2 separate regions of the Homo sapiens genome follow, and region 2 is linked to region 1. A link is an interaction called in ENCODE POLR2A ChIA-PET data of the cell type or tissue named here. Cell type or tissue: OCI-LY7. All regions are shown on one strand. Links, peaks and the distances in the headings refer to the core of each region. The heading gives the core; the rest is flanking DNA. Region 1 holds the start of LOC124902670 (a long non-coding RNA gene). Region 2 overlaps CSTPP1 (centriolar satellite-associated tubulin polyglutamylase complex regulator 1).

The links. ChIA-PET counts read pairs that join two places held together with the same protein. Peaks named below come from ENCODE experiments on the same cell type or tissue, not always from the same donor. Only the 100,000 strongest peaks of a DNase experiment are listed, where the experiment ranks them.
Region 2: POLR2A ChIA-PET joins it to region 1 with 11 read pairs; 6 of 35 experiments call an interaction of 5 or more read pairs at or near these places.

The regions. Positions count from the first base shown.
Region 1 is chr11:46,998,660-47,007,004 of GRCh38, forward strand. The region is part of intron 2 of CSTPP1 (centriolar satellite-associated tubulin polyglutamylase complex regulator 1); the gene reads left to right. It overlaps LOC124902670 (a long non-coding RNA gene), which reads left to right and starts at 317. Exons shown (of 2, transcript XR_007062665.1): 1 at 317-8,345. RefSeq lists a silencer at 6,141-6,220. In OCI-LY7, for the core only: no CTCF peak of the experiment used is centred there; DNase peaks (open chromatin) are centred at 762, 3,232, 4,802, 6,102 and 2 weaker places; H3K4me3 peaks cover 6,353 bases; H3K27ac peaks cover 8,000 bases.
Region 2 is chr11:47,077,422-47,085,766 of GRCh38, forward strand. All of the region lies in intron 3 of CSTPP1 (centriolar satellite-associated tubulin polyglutamylase complex regulator 1), which reads left to right. Among named protein-coding and RNA genes, the nearest start is that of ARFGAP2, 95 kb to the right of the region's middle. In OCI-LY7, for the core only: no CTCF peak of the experiment used is centred there; no DNase peak of the experiment used is centred there.

The sequences.
Region 1 (8,345 bases), core at 272-8,271:
AAGCTCCTGAGTTTACTTTGTGAATTTGATTTAGTTAGTGAAAATCCTTCACTTTCAGGCTTCAGTTTTTTTGTTTTGTTTTTTTTTGTTTTTTGAGATGGAGTCTTGCTCTGTCGCCCAGGCTGGGGTGCAGTGGCGCGATCTCGGCTCACCGCAAGCTCCGCCTCTCAGGTTCACGACATTCTCCCGCCTCAGCCTCCCGAGTATCTGGGACTACAGGTGCCCGCCACATGCCCGGCTAATTTTTGTTTTTTGTATTTTTAGTAGAGAGGGGGCTTCACCGTGTTAGCCAGGATGGTCTCGATTTCCTGACCTTGTGATCCGCCTGCCTCGGCCTTCCAAAGTGCTGGGATTACAGGTGTGAGCCACCGCGCCTGGCCTCAGGCTTCAGTTTTGTATTGATTAATAAGAGAAACATAGTGAAGTGGAAAGAGCACTACCCTAGAAGGAAAAAGAGCTGCTTATTCTTCTAAGTCCTCACTCTATAACCCTGGGCAAATTTCTGAAATATGGGCTTCAGTTGCCTCATCTATGAAGTGGGTTTAATAAAGCCTTACATGATAATAATAATAATATAATAATTATATATTATAATATGCAGTTTTTACTAAACTAATACCATGTCTCAGCTACTACAATTCTTTGAGATGGGTACTATTATTATTGTTATCTCTGTTTTATAGAGGAGGAAGTGGATGCTCAGAAAGATTAAAATAGCTTCTTCAAGTTCACAAGCTGTTAAGTGACAGACTCAGGAATCAAGCCTCATCTGCAGTATTATAGAGTCCACTGTTCTCTACTGCCTCCAAGCCACTTTACTGCTTAATGTTGCTAGAGGGCTAACCAGATCATATTTGGAGGTTTCTTCTAGCTATAATTTCTACTATTTTTGAATTCTCCCTTATGAACTATACTTTGCAAGCTTATCACACAGCCTTAGCTGGTGACCTCAGTTTACTGCCATTTAAATGTTTAATATGGCCTTTTGGGGGATGCAACTAGAGCTGACTATAAAGAGCAGGAAGCATGATTTTCAAAAATATGTTAACGGTATCCTTCCATCTTACAGTTTCGAGTTCACATCTTGAGACTTTCATATATTTAGCCGTGGGTGATTTACCTTTAAACAGTGATAAAAGTACTCCTTGAAATTGTATTTGGAAGGCTTCTCTTCTGATTTTCTTCTCTGGGTCTGCTTGCCCTCTCACCTATGCTGTCTGTCACTCCTTGGTTGTTGGTGTTTTCAAACAAGTCCATGACTGTTCCAGCAAATCTGGATAAACTGTAAAACACAAGTGGCTGAACAGTACTTTGTGTATGTCTGCAAGACCATGAGCTCTGTAGATCATATTCCTCTGGACACTCTTGAAAGACGGATACTAAATCCCAGAGGATTTTCTTTTATGTTGTATGTAACCTCTACCTCTGAATGTTGTCCTTCAACCAGTGGAAGGTAAAAGAAATTAATATTTAGAGGTGCTACTCTAAGAATAGGCCAAATGTCAGCACTGGGTCAGGACCTCTGAAGAAATACATCCAAGAAAATGGGCGAGAGTAGCTCTAACTTAGAAACCACAGCAGAGTGTGACCAGATTCTTGTGGTAAAGATAAAATGAGAAATGTGGCTTTTTGAGACATTGGAAAATAATGATGAGAGAAAAACAGGATGAAATCTGAGAATTTGTATCAGAATTGGGAACCATTCTTCACAGGCTAAATTGATAGTTCCAACACTATGGCATCAGGGAGCTTGACTTCCACATACTAATATAGAAAAGAATAATATTCTGTGGTCTTGGTTGGTGGGCCCAGGAGAGCTCGCTTTTATGATCAAGTGTCTTGTTTTCGTTTTTTAAAGGATGATTTTAGTTTTTTGGTGAAGTTTTTATGATGACTGTTTTGGTTGCAAGGGAAAGAAGTACACAGACTACCTTTGGTTTATTTTAAGGATACGTGAGAATATGCAGCATTCATTTGTGAATTATTCATTCACAAATTACTTTTGGGCACCTACTCTGTGCCTGTGTGTACTATGCAATGGGAATAGAGCAGTGAGCAAGACAAATAAGGTACCTATCTTTATGAACCTAGTGTTTTAATGAGGGTAATAATCAATAAACAAGCAAACTGATGGGGATGAGAATAGCTAATAGTTAATAAGCACTGTGTGCTAGGCACTGTTCTAAGCATATAATATCCATTATTTTATTTAATCTTCACAGTTCTATATAAACAGGGTATTAGTATTATCCTCATTTTACTCATAAGGAAATTCAGGCTATAAAAGTAACATTCTCATGGTTACATAGCTGGTAACTGTAACAAGACAAATAACAAGAAAACAGCCAGAGTAAGGTAATATATAGTATGGACAGGGAAGTCCTCTTGGAAGAGATGACGATTGAGAGCTCATCCCATCAGAGAGCCAATAACTTAGCTCAGAGGGTGATGCACCTTTTCTTTGTCCACCTTGATTATCTAAGTAAGCTTCCTGTGTCCAAAAATGATCATTTGATTGATTTTATTTGTTGCTACTGAGAATGGAGTACCCTTACTAGGCAGTGTTCTTAGGACCCCCTCATGGGTAACTGGCCTCCCTCATGCTCTGCTCCTATTTAACCAGTGAAAGTAAATAAAATAATTCATCATCAAAAGTATTTGTGTTCTACACTACATAGTATAAATATGGAGATGGAAATCTTTGTCAGTTTTTAGAAAAGGAGCATTAATAATTTCATTTTGATACATGTTAATCATCAGAATTAATTTTGATTCAAATAAATCCATAAAATATGAACTTCATTAATTCATCCTTGGAGAAAAAAAGAGATTCCAATAGTGCATACCCGTTTTTTTTTTCTTTTTTCTTTTCTTTTACTTTAAGTTCTGGGATACATGTGTAGAACGTGCAGGTTTGTTACATAGGTAATAGTGCATATTCCTAAATAACTTAAAACGTAACTCTAATGAAAACAATCCATGATTATAAAATATGTATCATTTCTTGTTATTTTTTTTTTCAGACAGGTGCTTTAAGCCCTATGAAAAGATGACCCACTTCTTTCCTACATAATCTATAACAATCAGGGCATAAACATTCATTCTAAAGGTGACAGATTTTTTAAGGATCATTCACCATCTAGAGTTTAAATAATGTTGTTTGGGGTTCTTCTTGTGTCCATGGTAACAGAGGAGCAGGTGTGAGGCAACAAGAAGCACATCAGAACAAACCAAGACTTCGCTGATTTCCAGCTTGTAGCTCTGAATGAGAGATGGACTTGAGACTTCTTTGGGCCATTTCTGCTCATGTTTTCTCTACTTATTTACGTTAAATTGAGCCAAAATGTGGTGTGGTAAAGTAATGGTGACTAATCCTATTATAGACTTCTTCAAAAGGGGTAATGCTTCCCCCTTTACCCACCCCCTCCCCTGACTTTTTTCCATAGTTCAGTTCTTAGCTGTTAAACATTGTAACAGAAAATTACCCGTTTCTCATTGTCAGCATCTGGTTTCCCACAGACTCAGATAATTGTCAGGAAGAGATTTGCCTTCAGTTAAAGCAACCCTATCCCCACTGTTACTAGGCCAGGCACCTCTGTTAGACCATCATAGAACCAAATCTATAGAGGATTCTTTCTGGCTCTTTTCTGTATTACTAGAGGTATGCTATAGCAAAAAGACTACAGGGAGCCATGGTGGTGAGTTAAGAGTCAAAATCTGTTTTGAAACTTAAAAATCCAGGGTCATTGAGGATGCAAGAAGTTGCCTGTTTTTGTAGAATCCATCTCACTTCTTCAGTCCCTTTGTATTATGGTTACAGGAAACTATCCAGCAGCACTTGACCTGGTAATGGAGGAAGCTATTTCACAGCCCACTGGTCCCTTGACTCGTTTAGAAGTCAGAGTCAAAGGTTACAGAAGTAATAATTGGGCCCAGATTCTCCCTGTCAGGAAAGACCTTGTTCCCCCCACCCCACCCCCTGCCTTCTACAAGTTAAGAGAAACTTATCTGTTATAAAACCATTCAATAAGAGGAAATGAAGAAACACCATCCTTGGCTGAAGTGTTCTCAAGCCCCAATGATACTATTTCTGTTTTCATGGGAGCTGCTTTTGCAGCTAGCTAGTATAAAATTTAGGTCTGATTTTTTACATTAAAATATCTCCCCTTAGATAAATAACTTGATTTATTTCAATCTATAAATAATATGAAGGATCTTTATTTGGTCCAAGCCCTGATATTCCTTCACACCACCACTCTGATAATTCCCTGAATACTTGTCTGGCAATCAAGTACACTCACACGAGTCTTAATTAACAAGTGTTATGCCATTAGCAATGTAAAGTCAGTCATCAAAAGTTAAGAAACTAGGCCAGATTATAGGCTCACACCTATAATCCCAGCACTTTGGGAAGCCAAGGTGGGAAAATCACTTGAGGCCAGGAGTTTGAGGCCATCCTGGGCAACACAATGAGACCCCTGTCTCTACAAGAAGAATAAGAAGTTTAAAAAGCTTTACTTCACCAGCAACAGAACAATTTAAAATTTTCAGTGCTTTTAATTTCTTCCATAATTTGCTCAGAACTCTAGCAGATCAATCTGTGGTGCCATTGGCACAGGCTTGGCACTGGAGTAGGAAAGAATGACACAATTTGGCACCTTTAACCAGAAGATCTTTAATGAGCTGGCGTGGGGGTGGAGGGGACAGAGAGGAAGGAAGGACAGTTAGGATTTTGGCAGTAACACAAAGGTTCTTCTTCCCTGAGAAAAGTGAAATGAAAGTCAAATGAAGCTTCACTCTGCTTTTAGAATTTGCTAAGATGTTTGTCTGTCTCTCAGCTCCCGGCCCCCTTGCAGGTGCATCATTATAGTCAGTGACTTCTCCAAAAAACAAATTGTCTCTCAGGATCCTTCAGGAGGGGTCATATCTAACCAATTTCTTGTCTGAGGACATAATTGTGATTCCCTTCTTCAACTATCAGATGCAATGCTACCAGCACTGCAGAAACTGTCTTATCAGAAAGTGGCACAAATGTGTACATTTCTTCTAGGTCACAGTTCTAGTATTGCTGAGTTCTGGGGCTGCAACAATAGATAATACTACAATGAGAGATGTTTGGGAAAAGCATTGTTTCCTGGGTGGCCGTAGAAGCAGACTTGAAATCATCCCTTTGTCATTAAATAATATCAACAACAAATGTCTTTGTTGATGTCATTGTATTGTAATTTTCTAGGTCTAGATTATTGCTAGGGATGATAATACCTATCTTCTAGGGTTGTTATGCAAATCACATGAAATTACACATGCAAGATGTCTGGCTATATATAATTCATCTTCATTGTGTGTTGTTCTCCTTAAGCTCCACTTTTCTGGGATTTTTGTATCTCTGTGGATCTGGATAGTCTTCCTTTTCTCTCTCTTTAAATGGCATCAGAGTTGAAGATCTTGAGGACTTTTTAGTCTCTCTTTTGTTTTTTGTTGTTGTTGTTGTTACTGGTTTGTTTTTGTTTTTGTTTTTTTGTTTTTGTTTTTTTTTTTTGAGATAGTGTCTCACTCTGTCACCCAGGCTGGAGTTGTAGCACAAACATGGCTCATTGCAGCCTTAACCTGGGCTCAAGCAATCCTCCTGCCTCAGCTTCCCATGTAGCCATGACCACAGGTGCGTGCCACCATACCCAGCTAACTTTTTTTTTTCTTTTTTATAGAGACGGGTCTCATTTTATTGCTCAAACTGGTCTTGAACTCCTGGGCTCATGTTATGCTCCTGCCTCAGCCTCCCAAAATGCTAGAATTACAGGTGTGCGCCACTGTACCTGGCCTCTCTTACTTTCTATAACACTTCTTTCTTGCCCTGTATTTTGTGTACGTTTTTGGAGACTAAAACATTCAATGATTGCCTGCATGACTCTTAACCACTTCACTCATCATTTAGTTCATTCACAGAATAGCCTAAGAAAGCTTTTCTATCTTTGTTTTCTTTGCATATGCCATTTTCTCACTTCCTGTCTTTACCCCCTTTCCTCTAGATACAGAATTTTAAAACTCAAGGTGTAGTGGGAGACTTGAGTCAGTCAACTCTATCCAACTTGTGTTGTTCCCACTCTTAGCTCTAGCAGTACAGTGATGGGCTCAGGGTAATGAAAAGCAGACTTTCTCTGCTGAGGTCATTGCTCCTCATGCTGGCAGCCTGCTCCAGGAAGCTGTTTATCTATGCTTGCAGAGCCAAGCTCCAGCCTCTGAACAGTTGGAATGTATTGAGAAACCACAGAGCCCAAAGAGAGAACATTACACAGGCAGTTCCAGGCAGGGAGAGTATATTTACACCAGACAAACTGCAGCTTACATGTGTGGGGATAATTGTTCATCTGCACACTCTCATACTTTACCTTCTATGCAATCTATATACCCTCTCAAGAAGGTTTAACCAGGAGAACTTGTACTGCTATGTCCAAATTACCCTGAACATCCCCTAAAATGTCATAAGGAAAAAGAGATACTACAGAAAATTGATGTAAAAACTTTTTAAGATAGTGGTTTTTTTGTTTTTCTGAGTCAAATTTTATGTTTAGAATCTTAGACCATGTAAGCCTGATCACTAAAGCATTCAAAAACACTGTTTCTTGCATGGAAATGTTTTTCTTCATCCCTTTACAAAAATATTAAGTATTGTTATAGAGCTTCAAATGTGCTCTATATTAATAGGAATATAAGATATGGTCACTTCCCTGTAAGATGTAATCTGGTTAAAGAGGTAAAACTCATTGAATAACGAACAATTACAGAGCAATACAAGACCTTATATAATGGCATTAAGTTATATGGCCCAGTACACTGAGAATTGAGAGTAAGGAAAAATAATGGCTATTAGTTAAGTAAAATTAGTTGAGTCTTATAGAGGAGTTTGTCTTAATTTTGGAAAGGAAGGTAGAGTTTGGATAAACAAAACAGAAAGGAGACATATTTTGCAACATGAAAGCACCATAACATAGTGGTTAAGAACATGGACTTTGGAATCAGATAGGTCTATGTTAGAGGGCCTGCCACTTTCTGGTATGAGATCTTGGGCAGATTGCTTACCTCATCTATAAAATAGGGAGACTCATATATAAAATATAAAATTCCATGTTACATAATTGTTGGAATGATTAAATGAGTTAATGAAAGTAAAGTGCTTGGCATTTCACTTAAGATACAATAAGTGTTGAATTAATTAGTAGCTACTGCTACTACTGTTGTTCACTCATTCATTCAATATATATTTATTGAGTGCCTACGTCTTAGCGTTCTAGATACTAGGGATATAGCAGTGAAAAAAACAGACCAGAAATTTCAACTCTTATGGAGCTTCCATTCTGAAATTGTTTTCATTTTACCTTTTTAGAATGTGTGTGAATAATTTTGGACTTACATAAAGTTTAAAAAAATCTATATATGGAGTTCCCACATCCATTTCATACAGCTTCTACTAATGTTAACATTTCCTGTATCCATAATATAACTGCCAAAATCAAGAACTTAACATTAATTCAAAACTATTAACTAATCTATACGTCTTATTTACATTTTCACCTCATTTTTGAAGGGCAGTTTTTTTCCTGAGATAAATTCTAGGTTGGCAGCTGTTTTACCATTCCATTATCTTTTGGTTTCTACTGACTTTGTTGAGAAGTTGCTCTCAGTTTTATTCTTGCTTCTTTGAAAATAATCTTTTTTTAAATCTCTGGATGGTTTTTGGATATTTCTACTTGGTCTTTGGTTTTTGATAGTTTTAGTGTAATGTGTCTAGTTTTGCTTTTCTTTATATTTAAACTATTCGGTGTTCTTAGTGCTTCTTGAACCTATAGCTTGATATCATTTATCAGTCCTGGAAAACTCTCAATAATTAGCTCTTCAAATTTACTTCTGTTCTACTCTCTCTCTGTCTCTGTCTCTTTTTTTTTTTTGAGGCAGGATCTCTGTCTGTCACCCAGGTTGGAGTGCAGTGGTGCAGTCATGGCTCACTGCAGCCTCTACCTCCTGGGCTCAGGCAATCCTCTTGCCTCACTCAGCCTCCCAAGTGGCTGGGACCACAGTTGCACGCCACCACACTCAGCTAATTTTTTTTTTTTTTTTTTTAGAGATAGGGTCTTGCCATCTTGCCCAGACTGGTCTCAAACTCCTGGGCTCAAGTGATCCTCCTGCCTCGCCCTCCCAAAGTGCTGGGATTACAGACATGAGCCAACACGACTGGCCTCTACCCTCTCTTTACTCCTATTGGGATTCTAATTACACAAACATTAGACCTTTTCATAGTATTCTCTGTCTCTTATGCTCTTTTTTGCATTTTCTATCATTTTGTGTGGTTT
Region 2 (8,345 bases), core at 166-8,165, 79 kb after region 1:
ACTCCTGACCTCAGGTGATCTGCCCACCTCGGCCTCCCAAAGTGCTAGGATTACAGGTGTGAGCCACTACACCCAGCCGAGGATAAAGATTTTTAGATGGGCAGGGTTTCATAAACTTTAACTTTTATGCAGCCTTTCTCATGAAACTACTGAAGAGTATGTTTTATCAAAAAGTGAGAATAAGTTTAGGAAGATGAAATTATGAGATCTAGCATCAAGGGGTGCAACACAGGAGAGAAAGAAAGAGAATTCTTAGAATGATAATGGAAGGTAGTTGCAGGACAACAGTTTGTGCAAGACAGCTAGAAAGCAATTCAGATTGAAGTAGCAGGACAGAAGGCTCTAGGAGGAATTTCTGCAGGAAAATTAAATAATAGAATTGATTATCTGTTGTGTAAAAAAATTGTCCAACCTTCAGTTGGAGAATTAGGGTTTAATACTTCAGTTGAAGAAGCACTGATTAATACTTAAAAACCCCCACAAACCGAGAAAGAAATAATCATTCTAAGAAAAACAAAAGGTTGTATAAGAAAGAAAATATAATAATATACCTTGTGTTTTTGCTGTGCATAATATTTACATAGTCATAAATGAGTAAATACTGAATATTGGTAAGCCAAAATTAGTATCATGAAAAGATGGACAGATGGGAAGTATATGTGTGTGGTGAAAAAGATAATTTGTCATCTTCAACTGAAAGTTAAAAGATGTCTAACATTTAAAAATCAAGAAATAGCAGTATAAACATATTATTTAAAGAAGCAAAGCAAAAAACAGAGGACTCAGTGAGTTTTGTTAAGTATGACAGGTTAGAAGAATTACTACAGTAGTTTGGTTGGGGTGAAATGAGTTATAACTTCCAAGAGAACCATTTTAGTTGAGTGACGGAAGCAACGTTGAAGGAGTTACTGAGTGAATGAATGGGTAGTAAGAAAGAGGAGGTAATGAGCATAGCATACTCCTCTGAGAAATCTGGCTTTGAAAACAAAGGGAGGAGAAAGCGGTGTTAGTGAGTTGAGTCTATGAAAGATTTTTTAGATTAAGACACCACTTAGACATGTGTGCATAGACAGCAAGGAGTTAATGGAGAAGGTAAGGTCAACGATGCAAGCGTAAAGGGGATAGTTGGTGGAGCAAGGTCCCAGAAACTGAGATAACATGGACTCAAGAGCATAGATGGAAAGATTAATTGTAGGAAGAGAAGGGAAAGATTTCTTTCTCTGAAAGAAGGAAGGAAGAGGTGCAGATAAGTGAAAATGCAGAGAAATATTAAGGTATAAAGGAAGGAAATTGAGGGACTTAAAAAGGTGGCTTCAGTCTTCTCAAGAAAATAAGAGGTTCTCTGCTGAGAGTTTGGATTTGGGGCATAGGATTAGCTTGGAAATTTGAGAATGGAAAATATCTGAAGGCATGTGATGCCAAGTTAAAAGGAGATGACTAAAATGATTATCCAGTAGCCACGAGTGTCCAGTTGAGGTTAGATAGCAGAAATTTGTAATAAAGCCAATCAATATGGTTTCTGGACTTCCCTCAAGAACGTTCTATCTCCAAAAGTTGTATTAATCATCATCTTGGCTAGGATGGCGTTTCCTTGGAGTGTCTTAAGAGACATTCCAGGGTTCAAAAACTTTAGAAAATGCTTGCTCAAGGAGAGTCAGTGCTCAAGAATACCAGAGAGAAGGTTTTCTTGTGGGACACTTCAATCTAGGTCATTCGGAGGTCTTGTGGGGGATCATGAGCAACGAAAAAGAAATATACTTGAGAGACTTAAATGACACAAAACAGTTTGATATCAAAAAGATCTGTAGCTGCATGGACATCTGGACACAAATCTGAGGGTGAGAGCGTGTTGGAGAACACCTGGATTCAGATAAAAGAAGAGCAGAAGAGAAGTGACATCATTGTGGGATTAGAATATAGACTACCTAGCCAGATGGAAGAAATAGATAAAGCATTTCTGATGCAGATCGCAAAACTGGCCTGAGTCAAGAGAGCTTGGTGATAGGGATTTCAAGCATCAGCACATAAGCTCAAAGTCAAGTTCAGCCAAAAGCTGCATACTTGATTAATTCTTTTTTTCCTGTTTGTTTATGTTTTTCTGATCAAAGAAAAACTTGCTCATTGTAGAAATGTAGTAGTACAGGAAAGTGTAATGAAGTAGAAAAATAATCACTCATAAATCCACTCACCATTAAAATACTTGCTAATTATTTCTAGTATTTTTATGCATTGTTGTCTTTGCATAGTAGAGATTATGCTGAATATACATTTGTCTAAACTGTTTTTTAACATAAAAGACTTTTCTCATATATATTTCTTATATATCTCATATATTTTCATATATATCTGAAATTCTTTTTATATGTTCATCTTTCAGAAGGAAGAAATACGGCCGGGCGCGGTGGCTCACGCCTGTAATCCCAGCACTTTGGGAGGCGGAGGCGAGTGGATCACTTGAGGTCAGGAGTTCGAGACCAGCCTGACCAACACGGTGATACCCCGTCTCTATTAAAAATACAAAAAAATTTAGCCGGGCATGGTTGCACACACCTGTAATCCCAGCTACTTGGGAGGGTGAGGCAGGAGAATCACGTGAACCCGGAGGCAAAGGTTGCAGTGAGCCAAGGTCATGCCATTGTACTGCAGCCTGGGAAACATGAGTAAAACTCCATCTCAAAAACAAACAAACAAAAAAAAGGAAGAAATATGAGATAGGAGTCCAAGATATATATAATTATAAAAATAATTTCAGGGCCGGGCGCGGTGGCTCACGCCTGTAATCCCAACACTTGGGGAGGCCGAGGCAGGCGGATCATGAGGTCAGGAGATCGAGACCATCCTGGCTAACATGGTGAAACCCTGTCTCTACTAAAAATACAAAAAATTAGCCAGGGGTGGTGGCACGCGCCTATAGTCCCAGCTGCTCAGGAGGCTGAGGTAGGAGAATTGCTTGAACCCGGGAGATGGAGGTTGCAGTGAGCCAAGATCGTGCCACTGCACTCCAGCCTGGGTGACAGAGTGAAACTCCGTCTCAAAAAATAATAATTTCACTATTTACTCTTTGCTAACATTATTTCCATTTTTCTGAAAATAACCAGTCAATGCTACTGTATTAGGCAGGAAAAAGAAATAAGAGGCATAAAAATTTTAAAAGAGAAGGAAAAATTACATGATTGCAGGTGATATGATTACTTAGCTGGAAAGCCCAAGGTAATCAAATTGAAATCTATTATAAACATTATGCTTCAGCAAGGTAGATGGACAAAATATACTAAAATCAATAATTTATTTTAAAAAATAATAAGGGCCAGGTGCAGTGGCTCACACCTGCAATCCTAGCACGTTGGGAGGCCGAGGCAGGCAGATTGCTTGAGCCTAGGAGTTCGAGACCAGCCTGGGAAACATGGTGAAACTCTGTCTCTACAAAAAATACAAAAATTGGCCAGGCATAGTGGTGTGTGCCTGTAGTGCTAGCTACTGGGAAGGCTGAGATGGGAGGATCACTTGAGCCTGGGAGTTTAAGGATGCAGTGAGCCAAGATCAGACCACTGCACTCCAGCCTGGGCAATAGAGCAAGACCCCATCTCAAAAAAAAAAAAAAAAGATTACATACCTAGGAAGAAATGTAACAAGAATATGAAGAGAGCTTTAAAACACTACTGGAAACAAAAAAAAGACTTGGACATATGGAAAGGCATGGTATGTTCTTAGGAAGATTTAAAATCATAAACCTGTCAGTGCTCCTTAATTTAATCTATAAGTTAACATGATCTCCCTAAAAAAAACCAATAGGACTTTTTGCTTATTTGCTTATTTTTTTGAGAGAAATGATTGTAAAGCTCATACAGAAAAAATATGTAGACTAAAATAACCAGAAATATCCCGAGAAAGAAAAGAAATAATGAGATACCAGCCTCGTTAATATCTATAATAGATATTAAAATCTGTTATAAAGCTATAATAATTCCACTATAATTGCTAACAATAAACACTGTGTGCCAGGCACTGTTCTAAGCTCTTTAAATATAACAATTCATTTAATTCTCATAAAAGCCCGTTGAGATTAACCTACTCAAACTCACACTGCCAATAAGTGGCAGAGCTCAGATTTGAACTCAGGTGCTAGCTCCAGAACATGTACTCTCTCCATCACCACACTCTTCATCACCAGCACATTTGTTATTGACATATTAATAGACAGGCAATCAATGGACCAGAATCAGAAGCTTAGAAATTGACTCAAATATAGAAATAAAATTAATCTACATTGGGGAGAGCATTTAAATTAATGAGCACAACTGGTAGCCATGTTAAGAATATGATATTGGATTCTTTCCTCACATCTTATATGCAAACAAATTCTAGATGGATCAAAAATTTCAATATAGGCCAGCTACAGTGGCTCATACCTGTAATCCCAGCACTTTGGGAGGCCGAGGTGGGAGGATTGCTTGAACCCAGGAGTTCAAGACTAGCCTGGGCAATGTAAAGAAATCTGTCTCTACAAAAAAACCTTTTTTTTTTTTTTTTTTACAGCAGGGTGTGGTGGCGCACGCTTATATTAGGTTGGTGCAAAGGTAATTGCGGCTTTTGCCATTCGTAGCAATAGTCTCAGCTACTCGAAAGGCTGAGGTGAGGGGATCACTTGAGCCCAGGAGTTGGAGGCTTCAGTGAGCCATGATCACACCACTGCACTCCCGCCTGGGAGACGGAGTGAGACCCTGTCTCAAAAAAAAAAAAAAAAAATACAAAAAACAAAAACACAAACATGAAGAAACCACAGAAAGATGTTCTTACAATCTCACAGAAGGGAAGATGTTTCTAAGAGAGCTGATAAAAAAAAACCTGGAAGCCATAAAAGAAAAGATTGATATATTTTGTTGCAGAAAGAGGAAAAATATTTGCTTGCCAACAAATACTGTAAACAATAACAAAAGATTAACAACAAACAGAAAGTATTTGCAACTTATATCACAGATGAAGGGCTAATTTCCTTATATACAGAGTTCCTAAAAATCAATAATAAAAATACCAAAAACTCAGTAGAAGATTGAAGGATGAAAATGAACAGAGTTTATAGTAAAGGATTGTATAAGTGGTTCTTTAAAAATTATTTTTAATAACTAGATTGAGATATAATTTATATACCATACAATTCACCTATTTAAAGTGTACAATTCAGTCGTTTTTAGAATATTCAGTTGTAAAACCATCACCAAAATCAGTTTTAGAATATTTTCATCAAGCCCCCTCTGCCAAGAAAAATACCCCGTACACATTAGCAGTAACTCCCCTTTTTCCCCACCCACAAACTCCCAGTCCTAGGCAACCACTAACCTACTTTCTGTCTCTGTGGATATGCCTATTCTGGACATTTCATATAGATTATATATAGATAGAATCATACAATATATGGGCTTCTGTATTTGGTTTCTTTCACTCAATGTTTTCTTTTCTTTGTTTTTATTTAAGTTCTTGGGGTACATGTGCAGGATGTGCAGGTTTGTTACATAGGTAAATGTGTGCCATAGTGGTTTGCTGCACAGATCAACCCATCACTTAGGTATTAAGCCCAGTATGCATTAGCTATTTTTTCTAATGTTCTCCCTCCCCCGACCTCACCCCCCAACAGGCCCCAGTATGTGTTGTTCCCCTCCCTGTGTCCATGTGTTCTCATTGTTCAGCTCCCACTTATAAATGAGAACATGCGGTGTTTGTTTTTCTGTTCCTGCGTTAGTTTGCTGAGGATAATGGCTTCCAGCTCCATCCTTGTCCCTGCAAAGGACATGATCTCATTCCTTTTTATGGCTGCATCACTTACAGTTTTCAAGATTTATCCATGTTGTAACATGTATCAGTACTTTATTCCTTTTTGTGGCCAAATAATATTCCATTGTATGATTATACCACATTTTGTCTATCCATTCATCCATTGATAGACATTGGATTGTTTCCACTTTTTGGCTATCATGAATAATGCTGCTGTGGATGTTTGTATACACACTTTTTTGTGAACATGTTTTCAGTTCTCTTGGATATATACCTAGGAGTGGAATATTGGGTCATATGGTAATTCTGTGTTTGAAAGAACAGCCAAACTGTTTTCCAAAATGCCTGCACTCTGTTACATTCCCAGTAACAGTTTATGAGGGTTACAATTTCTCCACATTCTTGCCAGCATTTGATGTTACGTGTCTTTTTTATTATCGCCAGCCTAGAGGTGTGAAATGGTATCTCACTATCCTTTTGATTTGTATTTTCCTGATGACTAATGATGTCGAACATCTTTTTACATGCATATTAGCCATTTGTGTATCTTTTCTGGAGAAATGTTCATCCACATTGTGGAATGTATCAGCACTTCATTCCTTTTTACTGCTATGTAGTATTCCGTTGTATGAATATAGCACACTTTGCTTTTTGTTTGCTTGTTAATGTACACTTGGGTTATGTACAGTTTTTGCCCATTATGAATAAATCTTCTAGGAACATTTGTCTCCAGGTCTTTTTATGGATGTATGTTTTCATTTATCTTGGGTAAATACCTAAGGGTTGAATTACTGACTGCTTTCTAAAACAGTTGTACCATCTTACATTCCCACCAGCAATGTATGAGAATTCCAGTTTTTACAATTGCTTGTTAACATTTGGTATTGTCAGTCTTTTGCATTTTAGCCATTCTAGTGGTTGTGAAATGAAATCTCATTGTGGTTTTAGTTTGCATTTCCCTGATGACTAATGATGTTGAATACTTTTTACTGCTTGTTGGTCATTTGTATATCTTCCTTTGTGAAGTGTCTCTTCAAATATTTTGCCCAATTTTTAGTGGGTTGTTTGTCTTTTTATTATCCAGTGGTAGGAGTTCTTTACACATTCTGGTTACAAGTTAGATATGTTCATTACAAATATTTTCTCCCTCTGTGGCCTCTTTATTTATTTCCTTAGTGATGTCTTTTATTGAGCAGAAGTTTTAATTTTTTAGCATTTTTTTTCTTTTATGGTTAATGCCTTCTGGGTCCAGTCTAAAAAATCTTTGCCTACCCTAAGGCTGTGACAGTGTTACCCTATATTTCCTTCTAAAAGCAATAGAGGTTTAACTTTTATGTTTAGGCCTATAATTCATCCTGAATTATTTTTTGTTGGTAGTTTAAGATTGAGGGTCAAGGTTTTTCCCCGCTCCCCTCATGGATAGCCAGTTGAGACAGTATGATTTATTGAAAAGACTTTCCTTCTCCTACTTGTTGTGGTTCCTTTGTTAAAAATAAATAAATAAATTGACCATGTATTAATATGTGCATATCTATCTCTGGATTCTCTATTCTGTTCCATTGATCTAAGGTAGTGTATGCCCTTCAACTTTTTCTTTTTCAAGATTGTTTTATTCATTCAAGGCCCTTTGCATTTCCATATAAAATTTAGAATAAACTGGTTCATTTCTACAAAAAAAGCCTGATGAGAATTGGATTGAAATTATTAAGAATCGCCGGGTGCGATGGATTACGCCTGTAATCCCAGCACTTTGGGAGGCCAAGGTGGGCAGATCACCTGAGGTCAGGAGTTTGAGACCAGCCTGACCAACATGCCCCTGACCAACATGGAGAAACCCCATCTCTACTAAAAATACAAAAAAAAATTAGCTGGGCGTGGTGGTGGACACCTGTAATCCCAGCTAGTCGGGAGGCTGAGGCAGAAGAATTGCTTGAACCCGAGAGGCAGAGGTTGCAGTGAGCCAAGATCACGCCACTGCACTCCAGCCTGGCAACAGAGCGAGACTCCATCTCAAACAAACAAACAAACAGTAAGACCCGAAATATTATTTTTGAACCCCAAGCTCACTTTTGTATAGATATACCTACTCTAGAAACAATGACAAAACTAGGAATTGTGACACAATACTAAAGACAATATTAAAAGGCTTTTTTAAAAAGTTACATTGGGAGCAAAAAGAACAAGGAGGCCTAGGTGGGTGGTATCATATTAATGAATGAAAGAAAGAAAATAGAGCATTCACCTCTATTTTGGTTTAGTCTTCTCTGTCAAAGAGGATACTCTTTGGACTGGAAAAGATAAAATAAACACTGGTTCCAGGGAATGCAGTCAAACGTAGTTGAGATTGAAATAGGTCATGCAACTGCTTTAAATGATTTCAAGTTCCTTAATCTTATATTTCAAGATACTGAGGACTAGGCTGGGCGCAGTGGCTCATGCATGAAATCTCAGCACTTTGGGAGGCTGAGGTGGGTGGATCACCTGAGGTCAGGAGTTCGAGACCAGCCTGGCTAACATGACGAAACCCCGTCTCTACTAAAAATACAAAAATTAGCTGGGTGTGGTGGCAGGCACCT